Regions from separate parts of the Mus musculus genome. Here region 1 is linked to region 2. A link is a contact called in ENCODE Hi-C or POLR2A ChIA-PET data. All regions are on one chromosome and are shown on one strand. The core of a region is the stretch at or near the end of the contact, and the rest is flanking DNA. Distances in the headings are between cores, read along the strand shown.

Region 1 (6,438 bases), core at 1,077-3,576, 84 kb after region 2:
GGGTCTTGCTGTGTCTGCCTCCCCAACAGAGAGATTACGGCAGACTTTTTACATGGGTGCTGGGGATTGAAATCAGGTCCTCGTGCTTGTATGATAAGCACTTTACTCATCTTAAGCACTAACCATCATCTTAGCTTCCTATTTTAGGTTTTTCTGAGATCCAGTTACCTATAGACCAGGCTGACCTCAAACATTCTATGTAGCTAAAGATGGCCTTGAACACCCTCCCCCCACCCAGCCCCCATTCTCTTGCCTCTACTTTCTCAGTGCTAAGATTACAGAGGTGAATCACCATACCAGGGTACTGCTGTTCTTTTAAAACAAGGTCTCCAAGGCTTGAGATCATGGCTACTCCGCCAAAGTCCATAAAAACATATAGCCAAGTCATTTCAAAATTAATTTGTAACTGGAAGATCACAATGTTCCTTTTGAAAGCCCATTATACTATCACCAGGAAAAAGAACTTGTAAGATCTGTAATAATGATTATCTAATTATCATGCTCCAGTGCATGGGTGGAAAGAGTGGTTAGCTGGCTCTACTCTCCTAGCTTTGGGTCTGTGGACGTATGAAGAAGTAAATTTACCTACTGGCTTGAAGAACTTTTTTTTTTTTTTTTTGACCCAGAGGCCAGTTTTATTATCTACAAGAGAAAGGGTTCTCTTCAGTCATCAAAGACTCTTCCTGTCTTAATCCAAGTCAGAGGGGCTTCTCCCCAGAAGGGCAGACATTTTTGGACCCCTGCGCTGGGTGAAGTGCATGCAATTTTGGCCAGGCCAGGGCTGTAGCCTACCTGCATATTTACCTTGACACCCCAGGGAGCTCTACAGTTCACTATTCAGGGGCATTACACTCTAGCTTCCATAAGTACAAGTTTTCAAATTTAAAAATTCAATATGCTTTTTAGCATTTTTTTGTTGTTGTTTTCAAGACAAGTTTTCTCTGTGTAGCTCTGGTTGTCCTGGGACTCATTCTCTAGACTTAGGTTAGCCTCAAACCCTCCTGCCTCTGTCTCTCCCCAGAGCTGGCATTAAAGACCTATGAGGCCACCACCCTACTTGACATCTTTAGAAGTGGGGGGAAAATCCCATTCAGTTAGGAGCAAGTGTGTTCTCTCACTTGTTTAGCTGCTCATTTCAAAGTGTTCATAATCCCCTTTGCATTTTTTCACTTCCGGTAAATTTTCCCTAGTCTCAACCGGCTTGCAATACCCGTAGGATTCTTCCCGTGAATATGACAAGAGCTTGTTTGGATTATTCAGCTGCTGGAAGATTGGGTCCACTCCCAGGGTTTTGGTCATTGCGAACATTCTGAATAGCCCTGCTGTAAACATCTCCACGCAAAGTCCTCCTCTTTTCGGATCATTTCCTTACACTTGGACTTCCTTAAATGGCCTTACTGGGTCAAAGGGGCTCTGTGAACAGTTTTATAGCTCTTGGCACATAGTTTTCCGATTGCGCCCTGAGAGGATCTGACCAATGGCTAGGGGGCAAGGAGAGGGCAGGAATGCGGAGAAGCAGCCCCTCTCTTTCACTCTCCAAAAGCAAGGGCCCCGCGGATGCAGAAGCGCTTCCTTATTGCCTCCTGTTCCCTCCGCCTGGCCAGTGTCTAAGGTCTAAGGCCAGGCGGGCACCTTGGTCAGGGAAGGGCACAAAGGTTTCTGAGAGTTTAGGATTTATGACCCGGAGGCAGAAACAACTCCTCCAGGCCTCCCAGCTCCGGGACTCAACAGGATTCAAACGAGTCCCACACTCTTAGCGCGGGCTAGGGGCGCGGCCTCCCCGCCCCCTGGGAGCCCCAGGCGCAGGCCTCAGGCGCACCAGGCCTGGGAAGGGCGCTGACCCGGGGCGCAGCAGTTCGGCGCGGCTTGCATAGCTGCGCGCTGAGTCAGCGGGACACAGCGGGCGGGGGGCGCGGACGTCAACTAGGCCTCTGGGTCCGGCCGGCGACGTGGGACACACGACGGGGACCACGGGGCACCGCGCTGCCATCCGTCCCGCCTCCCAGTCCCGCGAACCGGCCCGACGAGGCAGGGAGACTAGCCAGGCGGCGGGAACGGAAAAGAAGCCTGGCTGCTCAGCCCGGTGGCGGGGCGTGGCCGGAGGCCAGGGGCGGGGCGTGCCGCGGGGCCGCGCCGGGGTGGGCGGGGCGGGGCCGGGCCGCGCGCAGCCGACCGCGGGCGGAGGGGCTTGTGGGTAGCGGCGGCGCGCGGCCGAGTAGGGACGCGGCTCCGACTGCGTGTGAGGGGAGCGGGCGTGTGGGCGCGCGAGGCGGCCGGCGGCGATATGCGGGTGGACGGGCGACGGCCCTAGCGGCCTGAGCCCCGAGGGCGGGGTGGTGCGGCGCGGGCGCCCCTTCCCCGCTCCCGCCCGCCGGGTCCTGGCGAGCTCGCTACGGGCCGGGCGGCGCGCGTGCGGCTGAGGGGCGGGGACGCCGTGTGCCTCGCTGCTCCCGGCCGGGCCGGGCGGCTCCTCAGACAGCGGCGCGCGGCGTGCCGGGGCGGAGGTTCCGCGGGCGGCGCTAGGCCCGGCGAAGCGGCATGAGCCGGCCCCCGCCGACGGGGAAAATGCCCGGCGCCCCCGAGACCGCGCCGGGGGACGGGGCGGGCGCCGGCCGTCAGAGGAAGCTGGAGGCGCTCATCCGAGACCCTCGCTCGCCCATCAACGTGGAGAGTCTGCTGGTAGGTGCGGGCTAGGGAGGGAACTCCCCGCCCTGCCTGGTCCCCCCTCGGCCCACCCGCCCCGCTTCCGGCTGCCCGGGGAGCTGGAGACCCAGGTTCCAGAGTGGAGACCCCACCTGGGATTCTCGGGTCCACCTCCCTGCCGAGCGAGTGTCATCTCGGCCGCCCCCGTTCTTGGAGCGCGCAGGGAGGAAACACCCCTGGTCTCCTTCCCGCCTACCCAGTTGGTTTGGGGCGGAAAGGTGGAGGATTGGCTGTGCTTCCTACACTGGGCTACCCAATTTGAAAGTGTCACGCAGTGTGGGAGCTAGGGTGAAAACCCAGGGAGAAAGAAACCCGACGCTCTTCCTATTGGGAGTACCACCGGGGGCACACGACAAAGAGCTCGTCAGGAAGCTGGGAACGCACAGCTAGCTCAAGTTTGCTGCTTTCAGTTGCTCTTGGACATTCCATAGTAGCTATTTAGTACATTTGAATTTATGTAAATTAAATTTCCGGAGATTGTTGCTCTGAAGCCAAGAAATGAGTCTGAATTGTAGAATGGGATAAATCTCTCCCCTTCATCTTGTCTTTCCCATAGCATTCAAAATCCAAATTAAGAGCCTTGGAAAAGGCAGCTAACTGGAGCTCGGTTAAGAAAAGAACACGATTTACAATAAATGCCATGTAGAATGCTGGTATACTTCTGGTCGTGTTGAGGGAAGCGATTATGCTTGGCAAACGAATTTGATTAGTGTGCACCTAGAGTTGCATTTATGGGAAAAAGTGGTGTGAACGTGTACCCTGAGGAGAAGTCGGAAAAAAAAAAGATACTCCGGCTATTAGCTTTGGAGGTCTAGACTTAGGGTGGGTGATCAGGCATTCTGTGCCAAAAAGCATGTCAGACCTGAGCTCTGCTAGGAGAAGCCTAGTGACTCTGTGATGAGAAAAACTGTCTCCTCCCTTTCCACTGACTAACTTTTCTTCTGAGGCCGTTGGTTATCCTTTGAGGTTTCTGGAATCATTTGCAGAGTGACTCAGTTCTGTTTGGCCACAGCGCAGGAACTGACTAGAGTGTGGGTATCGCTCTATAGGATGTGTAAATATAGAGATTTTGACTTTTGGGGGCGGGGGGAGTGTTTTTGTTTGGTAGTGGGTTCCTGTGTTCTTGTGGGACGTATTTTGGAAGTCTTCAGAGCAGGATTGCTTGGAGTTCATAGCCTTTTTGTAGATAAAGCAAAGCTTCTCTGGTGTCACTGCCAGGATTTTCACTTTGGTATTTTGCTAGCAAAACTTTGATCCTAGGCCAGAAAGTTCAGTTAAAAATAGTCTCTGTAAATCTCAAGTATTCACCAGGATCATTTTCAATCCCAGATAGAAATGTTTTTACATTTCACAGTCATCTCTTGTATTATTAGTGATGTTAATTATCATTATCAGGGTCATTTTGAGCTTGGAACCAAGTTGTTTATACCTGTGACATGACTATTTTGTTTTATTAAAATATTACCTAAATTATTACACGTGGCCAGTAACAGTTCCTTCATTGAGTGCTTCATACACCACATTTGTTAAGGTGACATATTACCCTTAGGAGGGTTGACATCAAATGCTGATTTGACCGCAGGCTTATTGCTGCTTTTAGTTGATTACATGTCATTGAGAATCAGGACAGGTGTTATTCTAGAGTGCAGCGTATGTTACTAAGCCAAAAAATGCCGTTTATTCCTTTAGAGTGAGGTTCCTGATGCCTCTGTTGCACATTCATAAAAGTTGAAAACATCATTAAAGTTGTAATAATATCCATGTTATGTAAATTTTATCATGAAGTTTTAGAATGAATTTTGTGCTGGGTGGTTTTATGTCAACTCTACACAAGCTAGAGTTATGGCATTTTCTTACTTAGTGATTGATTCGGGAGGGCTCAGCCCATTATGGGTGGTGCCATCCTTTCGCTAGTGGTCCTGGGTTCTTTAAGAAAACAGACTGAGCAAGCCATGGGAAGCAAGCCAGTAAGCAACACCCTTCCATTGCCTCAGTATCAGCTCCTACCTTCAGGTTTCTGCCCTGTTTGAGTTCCTGTCCTGACTTCCTTTGATGAGGAACTGTGTGGTATGGAACTGTAAACCAAATAAACCCTTTCCTCTCCAAATTGCCTTTGTCATGGTAAAATTTTAATTGTAGTAGTAGTATACATAAACCTTGCCATTTAAACTGTGTTGAAGTCCACAGTTGGGTGATGCTATGTGCATTCCCTGCTGTGCCAGTGATCACTGCTATGCATCCTCACAGCCTTTTCATTCTCCAGGTTGTAACTCTGTAGTCTTTACACTGATACTATTTTTAAAATTATGTTTCTAAAAATGCTCACAAAATAATAGCTGTTACCACTTTAAAGATTTGAAATCTTGCCATGAGCTTTTTTTCACAATTAAATCATTACTTTACTTAACATTACATTTCTTTTGGTTTTATTCTAGAAAACATACCTTTAATAATCTAATAAAAACAGCCTGAAATTTAGTTACTGTATTCAAAAGCTTAGAAAGCACCATTGGAAGTTGTGTATTGCTAAATATGGCAAGTGATGATGAAACATACCAGAATTTTCTATAAAACGTTTTCAGTAAGCTAGGCAAGCCATTCATAGGAAAAAAAGTTACATGAGATAGCATGTAAGGTTTTAGTCCAGTGTATGGCATATCTTTACACTCATTTTACGTCTCCTATGTGCATTTGACAAATTTTTTGCTAGCTTTATGTTTTCTTTGAGATGGGAAATGATTTTTGTTTTAGATATTATTACAGTTTTCAAGTGCATGCAATTATCATTTTGAGTTTGCTGTCATAAGTACTAATCATTGTCAAACATATATATGGCGCTGAATTTCAGGACTATCAGTGTACAAACTAAATTATCTTGTTTCTCTGCAGAGGCTATTTACTTTATTTGCCCTTAAAATACGCAATTCTTTTGAAATTGTAGATTGTGAGCTGCTTGGTATTATATAAAAATAGTTTTGAGAGATACTTCTGAAATTAAAAAACAAGCAACATCTATCTTGTGTGTTTGAGTGTGTGCATGTGCCCTGCCATGTGTAGAGGTTAGAGGACAACGGGTGGGAGTTGGTTCTCTCTTCTCATGTGGGTTCTAGAGGTCAAACTCAGGTCATGGGGGTTGTCAGGCTTGGTGACTTGTAAGTACCTGTATCTGCTGAGCCTCTTTTGAAGGTCAGTAATTTTGAAATATTTTAAAGGGAGGATCTTAAGTGATAACCTTTGGTAAGTTCCTGTGTTGTCAGAGATCCTTACATTGCTTGCCTGATGTGTTTTACTTAACTAACATGTATGCTGGAGAAATGTCTTAAGGTTTATGCCTTGGGATTTTATTTTGTTATTTTAAAGAGTATGTGGCTATAGTAACCTATATAGTACCTAGGCTTTTGTGAATGGATAAAGGTGATCAAACATTTATTTACAATTTCACTGGGCTGAGAAACAAAATACCAATTAAAAATTTAAATTTACATTTCTTTATTTGTGTGTGTTGGGTGGGGTGTTTTGTGTCATGGTACAGGTATGGAGGTCAGGGAACAGTTTACAGGAGCCAGTTCTCTCCTTCCACTGTGTGGATTCCAGTAATCAAACTAAGGCTGTCAGGCTTGGCAGCAGCTGCCTCTAACTGCTAAGCCATCTGCCTGGCCCCAGAAACACCTATTAAAACTGGTACCTGCCAGTAACTATATGAAAATATTACTGTACAGAAATTTTATTTTTGAT
Region 2 (7,525 bases), core at 2,595-5,094:
AGTGAGGTTCCCTCCTATCAGATGTCTCTGGCTTGTGTCAAATTGACATGAAATGAGCCAGGACACCATCCATGTTTGTTCTAGGTCTTCATCCTCCAAATATCACATCAGAAAAGTTAACCTGGCTTTGATTTAACAAAGTATCAATTTAGTGGACTGGGTACTTGCAGAGCCAGGAAAAGCTAGTTTCCTACCAGGACCCAGCCAGTGCCTTACAGAATACATCAAACCTCTGAGCTTTTAATGTGGTAGTTCTGGGTAGAGCCATAGAACCTTCATTTCTAGTAACACACACACTTACCCAGGTAATGGCAATGCTGAGACTCATGACTCATTGTCCCATGGTAGAAGAAATAAGACATCTCTCCTCTGTGTTCTGCCTCTGACCCCCTCTAGATCTCAGGCATCCCAAATTAGCCTCAAATTCACTACTCATGATTTAACTGTAGATGTTCCTGAACTTATGACCCTCCTACTACCACTTCCCAAGTGCTTGGGATCAAAAGTGTGCTACTACATCTGGTTCATATGGTGATGAAAATGAAATCAAGGTTTCATGCACACTAGGCAAGCACTGCCAACTGCTCTTCTCCATCTATGCTCCCTTCAGTGTCTACTATGGGGGCATCCCAGTTCTTGAGAGGTTTTGCCTGGTTGCCTCACAAAGGCCATGTCTAAATAACCATTTCACTGGGCATTGGTTTTGACCACATGGCTCTTAGAAGGGAATACAAATCTTAAGTTTCCAGTGAGTGGCACAAAGGATCCATTGGCTGAAGGCCTGCTGTGTCACCACAAAGCTAGCCAGAGTCTCTGTACGTCACTTACTGTTCCAGATAGCTTTACATGGTGATGCAGGAACAAGCCCCAAAGTCCGTTGTTATTTTCCCCTCGTTTTCTGTGTTGCCATGATGTGTCAGACATGTTCAGTTCGTTCTCATGCTCTCTGGTCATACATCTTCATCAACCTGGCATCTCCTAGTACTCCAGGATGTCCTTGTAAGAGTTAGAGCTCCTGACCTACAGCCCAGCACCCGAAAGATGCTCAAACAACGCTGGGATGATTAAACCTCAGGCTACAGCCCCATGACTGGGCTTTTCTGTGACTGAGGGAACAGCTGTTCTCCTTTTCCCCAGATGGGTGTGCTCAAGCTCTTTCATTAGCCTGGAGTGCCTAAGTCACACCCCTTTGCTGGCCTAATTCTTTTTGACTGTAGAAAATATGGTCAGTTTTCAACAAGCTGCTCAAGGGTCCAAATACCAATGAATTATCCAGCTGTGAACTCAAACCATGTCTCTAGCACTCACTAGCTAGCTCCTTGGGGTAAATTTTGTAATCTTACTGATCTTCGATTTTCTGATCTGTAAACTGGGAAGAAAACTATTCTTCAGGACTTGCTGGCAGCAGAAACTTGTATTTTGTTGTTGCTTTGGTTGTTTAAGACATGGTCTCTCGCTATGTAACCCTGGCTGATCTCTAGCATCTGGTGGTCCTACTTCAGTGTCCAGAGTGTTGTTATTCTGAGCATACACTACCATGCTTGGTCATACCTTCAGATCTGAAATGAGAGTCACATGAACAAAGGTATAGAGAGGGTTTGGCATTCAACAGAGGATGGAGAAAGGGGTCTTAAAATTAGCCATGCCTGTTTTCCAGCATTGGATCTCTCCGAACTCCTTGTGGTAGAGTCTTTCCTAGTTGCTCTGAGAAACTCTCCACTCGTGCATAAAATGTGCTCTTTCTCTTCTAGAGATGACCTCTCCACAGTTGTATTCTACTTCTACCAATCTTCGGCAAACATTTACTGAGCGCTTGCTACCTGCCATGCTCCAAGCTTAACACTGGAGATCCCAAGAGGATCAAAGACCTCTGACACACCCCCCCCCCTTAAGATGGTATCGGACCCCTAGAAATGTAAAATCTAGTGGGAGCCAACTTCTTCCAAAAGCCTCTTCCGCCCTCACTAAGTCCCAGGTCTCACTCCCGCAGCTTCCTTCCAGCCTGGAAGTTGCGCATTGTGTTACCCTTTCATTCAAACACATAGCGGCTAGAGCTGTGGCTCTGGAGTTAAGAGCACTTCTGCCTTTCCAAGAGGGCCAAAGCATCCATCTCTAGCCATTTGCAACTTCAGCTCCTGGGGAGCCAGAAGCCTCAAGCCTCTGAAAGCATTGCAGTTCATGTGCACAAACCCATACACACACATAATTTAAAAATAAGTGAAAGGGGCCAAAGAGATGGCTCAGTGGTTAAGAGCACTGACTGTTCTTCCAGAGAACCCAGGTTTAATACCCAGCAACCACCTGGTGGCTTACAACTGTCTGTAATTCTAGTGTCAGAGAACATGGTGTCCACACACAGACATGCAGGCAGGCGAAACATCAAACCACACTGCAAAGGAATTTTAATCCAGCATCATGGCTACTCTGACAAGGGATCACATCCAAGACTCTCTAAGTCTACATGATCTGGCCAAATGCAGACACTCTCTGGATTATAGTACATTCTGGCTGGAATACAGACACCTTCATACACCCTTTAATCCCTAGCAATGAAGGTAAGGTTGGTTTTTAGAAGAAAGCAGACATGTTTAAAAGTAGCATCTAACTAAGGGCAGACAAAGTGAGGAATCAGAGAAAGATTTGACAGAATGAGTCAGAGGATATGCCCAACTCACAAGAGAACAGGGCAGGAAAGAAGCTACTTAAGAAAGGGAGGTGGCAGTTTACTGGGGCAATTTTACAGAGACAGGTTTTTGAGAGAACAAGCTAGTAACTTCGATCAGTAAGAACTCTCCACATTACAAATTTAGAAACTAAGGCACAGAACGACTTTTAGAAACTGGCTTAAGACCTTACAATTTGAAAAGATACCTATGGCTCCAGGTCACTTACTTCTCTTTTCTTTTCTCTTTCTAATTTAGTTTCTGTGCATAGAAGTTTTGCCTACATGTATGACTGTCTAACATGTTAACATGTCCGTGCCTGGTGCCTGTGGAGACCAGAAAAAGAGCATTAAATCCCCCTGGGCCTGGAGGTAACATATGGTTGTGAGCCACCCTGTGGGTGATGGGAATTGAACTCAGGTCCTCTGGAAGTTCTCCTAAACTTAGCCAGTGCTCCTCTCCCAGCCCGTTAAACTGTTTTATCTTTCTCCTCCATTGGATTCTGATATCCAGTCTATTATATTCAAAACAGTATCTTCTTGAGCCAGCCCAATACCTGATATAATAATAAGTAATCAAAAACTGATACAGAGCCGGGCAGTGGTGGTACACGCCTTTAATCCCACTTGGGAGGCAGAGGCAGGCGGATTTCTGAGTTCGGCTACACAGAGAAACCCTGTCTCGGAAAACCAAACCAAAAATAAAATAAAATAAAACTGATATAGAGGGTAAAGTTTGTGGTTTTGGGACAAATTCTACTCTCACTACGAACTTTAGCTGACTTCGAATTCAAACACGTGATCTCCCTGCCTGGGCCTCTGTGGAGCTTGGCTTTGAAGCTTGCACCTTCTGGTCCCTCCAAGATGGCTTGTTTCATGAGCATGTGCTAAGCACCTTTAGATGACTGATGGGAGCCCCACCATCATCGCCCCGGGGCACTCAGAACCTGCAGTCCGCTGGTTGGGACTAGAGAGCGCCTGCTCCGATCCCCCGGAATCCCTGCTCCACCTCTTTTCTTCCCCCAACCCATCCCACCACACACACCCCCACCCCCCGCCGCCGCCATCCTCTCCAAGGATCCATCCTCCGGAACACCCGGGCGTCGGCAGCGGGCGAGGACCGGTGTGCGCGGGAGATCTAACGGACGGCGCTGCGCATGTGCAAACGCGGGTGCACTGCGCATGCGGAAAGATGGCCGGCCAGGGAACCTGAGCGCCTCCGCGGTCACCCTGGTCCCCTCCGAGCCTACCCTGACCCCCTCTGCGCCTGGGCTCATCGCTGCGCGAGTGGGACCGCGGCGCTTCGTGGGTGGAGCCGCAGTGCTCCGTGGGTGGAGCGGGCGGCGCTGAAGGGGCCGGGAACGCGCGCGCCGAGCCTCCGGGGAAGGCGGGAGGGCGCGTGGGGCGCGAGGGGCGCGGGACAGCATGAGTCAGCAGCGGACGGCGCGGAGACAGCCCAGCCTGCTGGTGGACCCGGCGCAGGAAACGGTGCGCCGGCGTTGCCGAGACCCCATCAACGTGGAAAACCTACTGGTGAGCGGGGACCCGGGCCACGGGAGGTCAAGTGCTGTGGGACGCGCTCCTTGCATCGGGCCCTCTGCACAGTGTCGCTTGCTGCCCCGGGGCTCTCCCTGCAACTCCCAATTCTTGAACCGCCCTTTGCTTTTTAAATGTTTCTATTGGATTTTTCTTACTTTGTGTTGGGGTGGGGGCCGCGAGCGCGTGGATTCCACGGGGCACGTGTAGAGTTTAGAAGGCAACTTGGGGCAGTCTGTTCCATGCTTCCAGCCTTGTGGTTCGCGGGATGGAACTCTGGTAGAGTTTGTAAAGCTCGGTGGCAAGTGCCTTAACCAACTGGGCGATCTTGCCTGTCCATCTTTGCTGTCTGACAGGGGAAATGAAAGAGTGAGAAAGTTCCCTCCGTTCCGTGCTTCCCACCTTTCTCAGGGTCCCTGCTGGATTCTTCCTTTGTCCGTTTCTCCTGATCGCTGTTTTCTCAGCAAGGCAAGCTGTATCCAAGCCATTCTGGCGGGTCCTGTGCCATGAGCATTGTCTTGTCTGACTCCTTGGAGCAACCTTGAGATAGTTATTTTTAGAGTTTGTCAGAACTGACCCAGAGATGTGTGTACAGAGATGTCTGGCCTTGGGGCTAGGTAATGAGGAAACTGGGAAGACCCTCAGAATGACTGCAAGTGACAGCCTTTCCCAAACTTCTCTCTCTCTCTCCCTCTCTCTCTCTCTCTCTCTCTCTCTTTAAGTAATTTCTGCTCAGTTTCCACCTGATCTTGCATTACCACCCAGCACTGTGCTGGGGACTCTAGTCCTAAGCACTTGGTAAGATTGTTGTAAATAAGATCCGTAGGTCACTGATGGTTTTGTCAATTACAGTATTCGTTTCACACCCTATCTTGTGTCATAACTAACCACTCACTTTTGGCTGAGAACTCTTTGTTGTGTTTTTGACAGCCATGGTGGGTCCCCTTGTCCCCTTCGCCTTCCTTTTCAGACACGTGGGTGTCATCCAGGATTCTCTACAGTTTGTTCATGTAGGTGACCGCTCACTACTGCTAACTTGTGGCCTGTGATCATGGTAGGTTTTTTTTTTTTTTTAAGGATTTGATAGACGCTCTAAATGAAAACCGCTTAACTTTTGGTTATCAGAAGATAACGTCTTCTAAAGTCTTAGATTTCTTATCCAGTCTGGTATTTTTAGTTGCCTCGAGGTAACTCCCAAACCTGTACATCTTTCCTGGAGCTCTCCAACTGTTTGTTAGATGTCCCTTCTTAAAAAAGAAAATGTCTTCGTGGATGCCACGTGTGTACTGGTGCCCACGGAGGCCCGAAACCAGTGTTAGATCACCTGGAGCTCATAATAAGTGGTTATGAATTGGCACATGGATGAACTGAGCCCTCTGGAAGAACAGCGAGCGTTTATAACTGCTGAGCTGCAGATTTCAAACTCTGATATCCAAAGCCAGATTCACAGACACACCCCACCCCACCCCCGCCTTAAGAAAGCAACCTCTTTCTCGAATCCCACCTTAATGGTGCTCTGCCTATCGTGGTGCCTGAGCCAGCACTCTGGACATGGCTGTTACCTTTTCCTCTGTTTCAGAATCACCCCCAGACACCCCCCCTCCCACCCCCAGGTCACTGAAGTCATTCACATCAGCTATTCTGTGCTATAATGCCATCTCGACCAGTTTCCTGCCACTGTTGCTGCCTCTCACTCACCGCCTGTGTGCTTCATCCTTAACGTATGGTCTCTTGAAGGTGTGTTTCTATCTTCATTTGGCCAAAGGAATTAGTGGTTCCTTAGTGCTCCCAGGACAAAGTCGAGTCCTCGCAGCATAATCTGGCTCCATGTTTGCCTTTCCTAAATGATCTTTCTGAGGTTGCATGCTCCATCCTAGGCCTCATTTCCATATTGACGTTTGTCAAGATGTCTGAAGTCCAGATTCATGGGTAACTTGTCTTAAGACAAGTGTCTTTAGCTCCTCTTTACCTCAAGACTGTTAGCCAGACTCTGTGTGTCCCAGAGCAATTCTATACTTGACTGCTCAGTCCTCTGCGGGTCTGTTTGATACTGTAGTGAAGATCTGGCCATGGACAAAGGATTAAGCAAGAAGTTAATAAAGTAGGGACTCTATTTTCTTGCCTGTAAAATAGTGACTTAACATGTCAGTAGTATTTTTTTAATTGACTAGCAAATGCAAAGAATTAATAAGCCATGTGCAGAGCAGTTACATAGCTTGCTAAGTGTTGTTGCCAGGATAAGTTAAATGGCTTAAACCTGCTCTTGGCTTTGGGGAGCAGGGAGAAGACAATCCTGGATGGAGGTGAACTTGGTTTGCACATTAGATGATCAGGAAGATCTGGGTGGTGACATGAATGCAGTCACCTTAGAGAGATTCGTGTTCAATGAGCTCTTGAAGGAGTCTTGCTCCCACACAGGGAGCTAATACAGAGAAACCTATGCATAGAGAGCAGTAACTACTTAGGAGGCAGTGCCTAGGACATTAGTCTCTAAAAGTCACTTTTTATTTTTCTCTCCACCTTTAAAGCTTCTAGCCAGGTGTGGTGGCCCAGTTCTGTAATGCCAGTCCTTGGGAGGCAGAGACAGAAGGATGGTGAGTGAAAGGCCTAACTAGGCTATATAGCAAGTCCCAGGCTAACCTGGATTGTACAGTGAGATCCTGTCCTCATCGTTACCCCAACCCTCCAAACAGAAGATTCTAAAGCCACCTAAAGCTGTAGATACAAGGGATGGGGCCGGGGGATGGTGCTATTCCAGTCTGTGTTCCAGATGTAGACACCGAAGTTTCTAGATGTGAGAATTGGAGCAGTAAGGAAGTGGGTTGAAGCTTGTCAAATGTGCAGCTCACTCACCAGAGTCACTGCTGAGTGTTCTCTGAAAGTCCTGAGGTCTCTAATGGTGTCCACTGGGGCTGGGGGAGGGGGCACGTGGATAGTCTTCTGTCCTTTCATGTGTCAGCAAGATGGCTTTGCAGCTTCACAGTGAGAGTGTTAGCCAAGCATGGTGCTGGGACACTTATGTGGTCCCAGCACTCAGAGGCTGAAGCAGGAGGATGGCACATTTCAAACCAGCTACATCGAGAGTTCTAGAATAGCCAGGACATTATAGCAAGAAACCATCTCAGAAAGAGAAGGAAGGATTTTAGACATGGAGAAGACAATGAATGATGGTTTTGGAACCTGTTTCCTATGTCAGTCCATGCGGTGTATAATGCATCTGCATTTGTTGCAGGGCATGGGCTCAAGTCTCATTGGAGTGCCGTCCTTGTACCAAACTGTTAGCAGAGGAGATGCCCCCTAAAGCAAATGGGCAGCCAGTAAGCAGTC

The links. A loop is a pair of places that touch in the nucleus more often than their neighbours do. ChIA-PET counts read pairs that join two places held with the same protein, here RNA polymerase II (POLR2A).
Region 1: a map of heart shows a loop between it and region 2 (7-fold over the local background). The contact joins the promoter of Rock2 here to the promoter of E2f6 in region 2. A Hi-C loop is called at or near these places in 13 of 37 maps with a recorded cell type or tissue (Patski, T-helper 1 cell, T-helper 17 cell and 7 more). POLR2A ChIA-PET finds 5 or more read pairs at or near these places in 1 of 5 experiments (Patski).

Annotation. Positions count from the first base shown.
Region 1 is chr12:16,892,652-16,899,089 of GRCm38, forward strand. Rock2 (Rho-associated coiled-coil containing protein kinase 2) reads left to right here and starts at 2,327. Exons shown (of 33, transcript NM_009072.2): 1 at 2,327-2,679. The coding sequence starts at 2,539.
Region 2 is chr12:16,807,121-16,814,645 of GRCm38, forward strand. It overlaps E2f6 (E2F transcription factor 6), which reads left to right and starts at 3,845. Exons shown (of 7, transcript NM_033270.2): 1 at 3,845-4,195. The coding sequence starts at 4,088.